Linked DNA regions of Homo sapiens: region 2 is linked to region 1. A link is an interaction called in ENCODE POLR2A ChIA-PET data of the cell type or tissue named here. Cell type or tissue: A673. All regions are shown on one strand. Each heading gives the region's core, and the rest is flanking DNA. Links, peaks and the distances in the headings are about the cores only.

Region 1 (2,902 bases), core at 403-2,902:
CTGCAACCTGTGCCTCCCAGGTTCAAGTGAGCCTTGTGCCTCAGCCTCCTGAGTAGCTGGGATTACAGGCACATGCCACCATGCCCAGCTAACTTTTGTATTTTTTTGTAGAGACGGGGTTTCACCATATTGGCCAGGCTGGTCTCCTGGCTTCAAGCGATCCATCCACCTCGGCCTCCCAAAGTGCTCGGGTTACAGGAGTGAACCACCGCGCCTGGCTGGTTATTGTTGTTGTTGTTTTAAACATATTTATTTATTTGTTTGTTTTAAGACGGAGTCTCGCACTGTCGCCCAGGCTGGAGTGCAGTGGCGCGATCTCCGCTCAGTTCAAGCTCCACCTCCCGGGTTCACGCCGTTCTCCTGCCTCAGCCTCCCGAGTAGCTGGGACTACAGGCGTCCATCACCACGCCTGGCTAATTTTTGGTATTTTTAGTAGAGACGGGGTTTCACCATGTTAGCCAGGATGGTCTCGCTCTCCTGACCTCGTGATCCGCCCTCCTTGGCCTCCCAAAGTGCTGGAATTACAGGCGTGAGCCACCGCGCCCGGCGGATATTGTTTTTACTACATTTACTACATTATACCCCAAGCAGTAGGCATGGGTTCTAGTACACAGCAGACAGCAGAATTATTATTAAAAAACAAAAACAAGGCCGGGCGCGGTGGCTCACGCCTGTAATCCCAGCACTTTGGGAGGCCGAGGCAGATGGATCACGCGGTCAGGAGATCGAGACCATCCTGGCTGACACGGTGAAACCCCGTCTCTACTAAAAATACAAAAATTTAGCCAGGCATGGTGGCAGGCGCCTGTAGTCCCAGCTACTCGGGAGGCTGAGACAGGAGACTGGCATGAACCCTGGAGGCGGAGCTTGCAGTGAGCCGAGATCGCGCCACTGCACTCCAGCCTGGGCGAAAATGCGAGACACCATCTCAAAAACAAACAAAAACAGGATCTAGCACAGTGCGTCCTGGTCCCTAGTAAACATTCAGTAATTCATAGTTATTCCATCCTATGTTTACCGGCACATTGTAGGTGATCAATAGATAATTGTTCAAGGAGTGATTCAGGTCTTAGGACTGAGATAAAGAGATGGACACGGCCGGGCGCGGAGACTCACTCCTGTAATCCCAGAACTACAAAAATTAGCCGGGCATAATGGCGCGCGCTTGTAGTCCCAGCTAGGCAGAAGATTTGCTTGAACCCGGGAGGCGGAGGTTGCAGTGAGCCAAGATCGCGTCATTGCACTCCCGCCTGGGCGACAGAGCGAGACTCTGTCTCACACACATACACAAAAAAAAAAAAAAAAAGAAAAGAAAAAAAGAAAGAGAAAGTGAATTCCGGAGGTTTTAGACTGGGTTTGGACTTCTCCGTGGCGCATGGACTTGGCTTTGGAGGAGTTGGCATTTCCCAGCTGGGGAGGTGAAAGGGTAAAGGGCTTCCAGGGGAAGGAACTGAGTTGAGGCGTTGTCCCGCTCCTGACGGCGTCTGACTCCCTGAGGGCGGGGTCTAGAGGGGCGGGGTCTTAGCCAGCTCCCTCCCTCCCCACCATGCAGGCGCCCGCTCCGGCCGGCACCATGGACAGCGAGGCATTCCAGAGCGCGCGGGACTTTCTGGACATGAACTTCCAGTGTAAGCTGGAGTAGGGGGCGGGGCTGGCGAGGCGGGGACCTCGGCAGCGGGCGAGGGGTGCTGAGGCCGGCCCCTGCCAGGAGGCCAGGTCCTTACCTCCACTCCCACCTTCCCAGCGCTGGCCATGAAACACATGGATCTGAAGCAGATGGAGCTGGACACGGCGGCGGCCAAGGTGGATGAACTGACCAAGCAGCTGGAGTCGCTGTGGTCAGACTCTCCCGCGCCTCCTGGCCCGCAGGCCGGACCCCCTTCTAGGGTAAGCCTGGTTCCCACCTTGATCTCCAAAGCCAGCCTCTCGCCACAGTCCAGACCAGAGGCCTGGATTTCAGGCAAAATTGCCCCATATAGTTATGCAGGTTGTGGGCTCTTCAAGGGAACTTGAAAAAAGGGGACCAGGCCAGGCGCGATGGCTCAGACCTGGAATCCCAGCACTTTGGAAGGCGAGGTGAGAGAATTGCTTGAGACTAAGAGTTTGAGACCAGCCTCTACAAATGATTTTTTAAAAATCTGGCTGGGCACGGTGGTTCACGCCTGTAATCTCAACACTTTCAGAGACAGGCGGATCACTTGAGGTCAGGAGTTTAAGACCAGCCTGGCTAACATGGTGAAACCCTGTCTCTACTAAAAATACAAAAGTTAGCCAGGTGTGGTGGTGCATACCTGTAATCCCAGCTACTTGGGAGGCTGAAGTGGGAGGATCACACTAAGCCAGGGAGGTTGAGGCTGCAATGAGCCGAGATAGAAAAGAAAGAAAGAAAGAAAGAAAGAAAGAAAGAAAGAAAGAAAGAGAGAGAGAGAAAGCAAGCAAGCAGGGAGGGAGGGAGGGAGGGAAGGAGAGAGAGAGAAAGGAAGGAAGGAGAGAGAGGAAAGAAAGAAAGAAAAGAAAGAGAGAGAAAGAAAGAAAGAAAGAAATAGAAAAGAGGGGACCAGTGGAAGTGGACATCTAAAGGGACCCTCAGAAGGAAAGAGGTGTTTACCTAAGTGGCATAAAGGTGACATAGAGTAATGGGCTAGCCACAGTGCTGATTCAGGGCTGTCTCCCCACCACTACTCACCTGGGCTCTCTGTGCCTGAATTTCCATGGCCGGTCAGCCTCCTCTGGGTTGACCTCCAGTGATCTCTCTTGACACCCCCGCCCACACACCAACCCTTCCACTAATGTCTCCTTTGATCCATCCCTCAATGCCCTGGCCTCCCCACAGCCGCCCCGGTACAGCTCCAGCTCGATCCCTGAGCCCTTCGGCAGCCGAGGGTCCCCCCGGAAGGCGGCC
Region 2 (2,902 bases), core at 320-2,819, 260 kb before region 1:
TCTACTAAAAATTAAAAAATTAGCCGGGTGTGGTGGCGGGCACCTGTAATCCCAGCTACTCGGGAGGCTGAGACAGGAGAATCACTTGAACCCGGGAGGTGGAGGTTGCACTGATCCGAGATCGCAGGATGAGGCAGACAGATCGCTTGAGCTCAGGAGTTAGAGACCAGCCTGAACAATGTGGCAAAACTGCATCTCTACAAAAAAATATTAGCTGGGCATGGTGGCACGCACCTGTGGTCCCAGCTGCTGGGGAGGCTGAGGTGGGAGGATGGCTTGAGCCCGGGAGGCGGAGGTCACGCCACTACACTCCAGCCTGGGTGACAGAGTGAGACCCTATCTCAAAAAAAAAAAAAAAAAAAAAAAAGGAGAGAGAGACAGGGAGAGGGAAGGGGAGGAGAGGGGAAGGAAAGGGAAAGGAGGGGAACAGAGAGGGACGAAAACAGAGAGAGGGACTTATATCCCAGAAGAGAACAGGGATTAAGTCAGACTCCGTGAGACAGAGACGCATGGCTCCCCTCGGCGTCTTCCAGCCTAGTCTGGGAGGGCACATCTCCATAGCGACCTCCCCAGATCCTGAGGGCAAATATTGTCCTGGCCAGAAGCGTCTGGGCTATGTTGACATAATCTCATGCGGGAGGGGGAGGTGGGGGCTCCAGGGCCTCAGAGGCCAGCAGAGGGGCTCTCAGCTGGGGCCCTAGAGACGGCTCCAAAACCCAGTGTAAACCGCCAGCCCTGGGAAGGATCAATTGAAAGATTCAAACTTGTAGGGGTCCCTGATTGCTCCCTGGTAGTGCTCAGCAAGCCCCTAAGCCCCTTTTCAAGCCTCAGGGAGAGCAGGCAAACCTAGGCCTTTCCCTCTAGGCTATTTTTTTTTTTTTTTTCGAGCAGCGTCTTGCTCTGTCGTCCAGACTGGAGTGGAGTGATACAATCATGGCTCACTGCAGCTTTGACCTCCTGGGCTCAATGATCCTCCCACCTCAGCCTCCCCAGTAGCTAGGACTACAGGCACAGGCCACAAAGTGCAGCTAATTTATTTATTTGTTTGTTTAATTATTATGATTTTTTGAGATGGGATTTTGCTCTGTCACCCAGGCTAGAGTGCACGATCTCGGCTTACTGCAACCTCTGCTTCCTGGGTTCACGCGATTCTCATGCCTCAGCCTGCTGAGTGGCTGGGTTTACAGGTGGCCTCCACCACGCTCGGCTATATTTTTATTTTTTTTTTAGAGATGGGGTCTCACTCTGTTGCCCAGGCTGGTCTTGAACTCCTGTCCTAAAGAAAGCCTCTTGGCTAGGAGTTGTAGCTCACAGCTGTAATCCCAGCACTTTGGGAGGCCAAGGTGGGTGGATTGCTTGAGCCCAGGAGTTGGAGACCAGCCTGGGCAACATCGTGAAACCCTATCTCTACAAAAAATACGAAAAATTAATGGCGTGGTGGTGCATGCCTGTAGTCCCAGCTAGTTGGGAGGCTGAGATGGGAGGATTGCTTGAGCCCCGGAGGTCCAGGCTACAGTGAGCCAAGATGATGCCACTGCACTCCAGCCTGGGTGACAGTGAGACCCTGTCTCAAAACAAAATAAAACAAAACATAAAAAAGAGATCCAGTTGGCTGGGCGCAGTGGCTGACGCCTGTAATCCCAGCACTTTGGGAGGCCGAGGTGGGCGGATCACGAGGTCAGGAGATTGAGACCATCCTGGCTAACACAGTGAAACCCTCTCTCTACTAAAAATATGAAAAAATTAGCTGGGCGTGGTGGCGGGCGCCTGTAGTCCCACCTGCTGGGGAGGCTGAGGCAGGAGAATGGCATGAACCCAGGAGGCAGAGCTTGCAGTGAGCCGAGATCGCACCACTGCACTCCAGCCTGGGCGATAGTGAGTGCAAGACTCTATCTCAAAAAAAAAAAAAAAGAGAGAGAGAGATCCAGTCCGGGTGCAGTGGCTCACACCTGTAATCCTAGCGCTTTGGGAGGCCGAGGTGGGTGGATCACCTGAGATCAGGAGTTCGAGACCAGCCTGGCCAAGATGATGAAACCCTGTCTCTACTAAAAATACAAAAAATTAGCTGGGTGTGGTGGCGTGCGCCTACAATCCCAGCTACTCAGGAGGCTGATACAGGAGAATCACTTGAACCCAGGAGGCGGAGGTTGTGGTGAGCCGAGATCGCGCCACTGCACTCCAGCCTGGGCAACAAGAGCAAAACTCCATCTCAAAAAAAAAAAAAAAAAAAAAAAGAGATCCACCGCCTCAGTTTCCCAAAGTGCTGGGATTATAGGCGTGAGCCACCGTGCCCAACACTATGTGCCCTATGAGGGCAGGACTGGGGCTGTCTCAGTCACTGCTGTGTCTCCAGCATTGCCCAACATTGGTTCAGCAGAGGTCAGAGTTCAATGCATTTTACTGGACGTTTGTTACATGCCAGGCTATGAGCTTGGCAATGCTGGGGACCCTGGTGACTGGGACAGCTCTTGCTCTGGCTTTGTGAAGCTCCCAGCTCAAACATAAACCCAAGTAGGGGGACGAGCTGACAGAATGAGACGTAGAGAGAGAAACACAAAGAAAGAGGCCAGGCATGGTGGCTCACACCTGTAATCCCAGCACTTTGGGAGGCTGGGATGGGAGGATCGCTTGAGCCCCGGAGTTCGAGACCAGCCTGGGCAACATAGTGAGACTCTGTCTCTACAAAAAAAATTTTTAAAAATTAGCAAAGCACGGCTGCTCGTTCGTGTAGTCCCAGATACTCAGAAGGGTGAGGCAGGAGGATCACTTGAGCCTAAGAGGTTGAGGCTGCTGTGGGCCATGATTGCACCACTGCACTCCAACCTGGGCAATAGAGCGAGATTCTGTCTCAAAAAACAAACAAACAAAAAATGAAAGAATGAAAGAAAGTAGCCAGGTGCGG

What was found. Peaks named below come from ENCODE experiments on the same cell type or tissue, not always from the same donor. Only the 100,000 strongest peaks of a DNase experiment are listed, where the experiment ranks them.
Region 2: POLR2A ChIA-PET joins it to region 1 with 18 read pairs; 3 of 35 experiments call an interaction of 5 or more read pairs at or near these places.

What each region holds. Positions count from the first base shown.
Region 1 is chr19:45,396,990-45,399,891 of GRCh38, reverse strand. PPP1R13L (protein phosphatase 1 regulatory subunit 13 like) reads left to right here. Exons shown (of 13, transcript NM_006663.4): 2 at 1,553-1,628; 3 at 1,745-1,887; 4 at 2,834-2,902. The coding sequence starts at 1,574. Among named protein-coding and RNA genes, the nearest start is that of PPP1R13L, 6.6 kb to the left of the region's middle. RefSeq lists an enhancer at 313-1,311. In A673, for the core only: no CTCF peak of the experiment used is centred there; a DNase peak (open chromatin) is centred at 1,521; H3K4me3 peaks cover 536 bases.
Region 2 is chr19:45,655,744-45,658,645 of GRCh38, reverse strand. No RefSeq gene overlaps it. Among named protein-coding and RNA genes, the nearest start is that of GIPR, 11 kb to the left of the region's middle. In A673, for the core only: no CTCF peak of the experiment used is centred there; no DNase peak of the experiment used is centred there.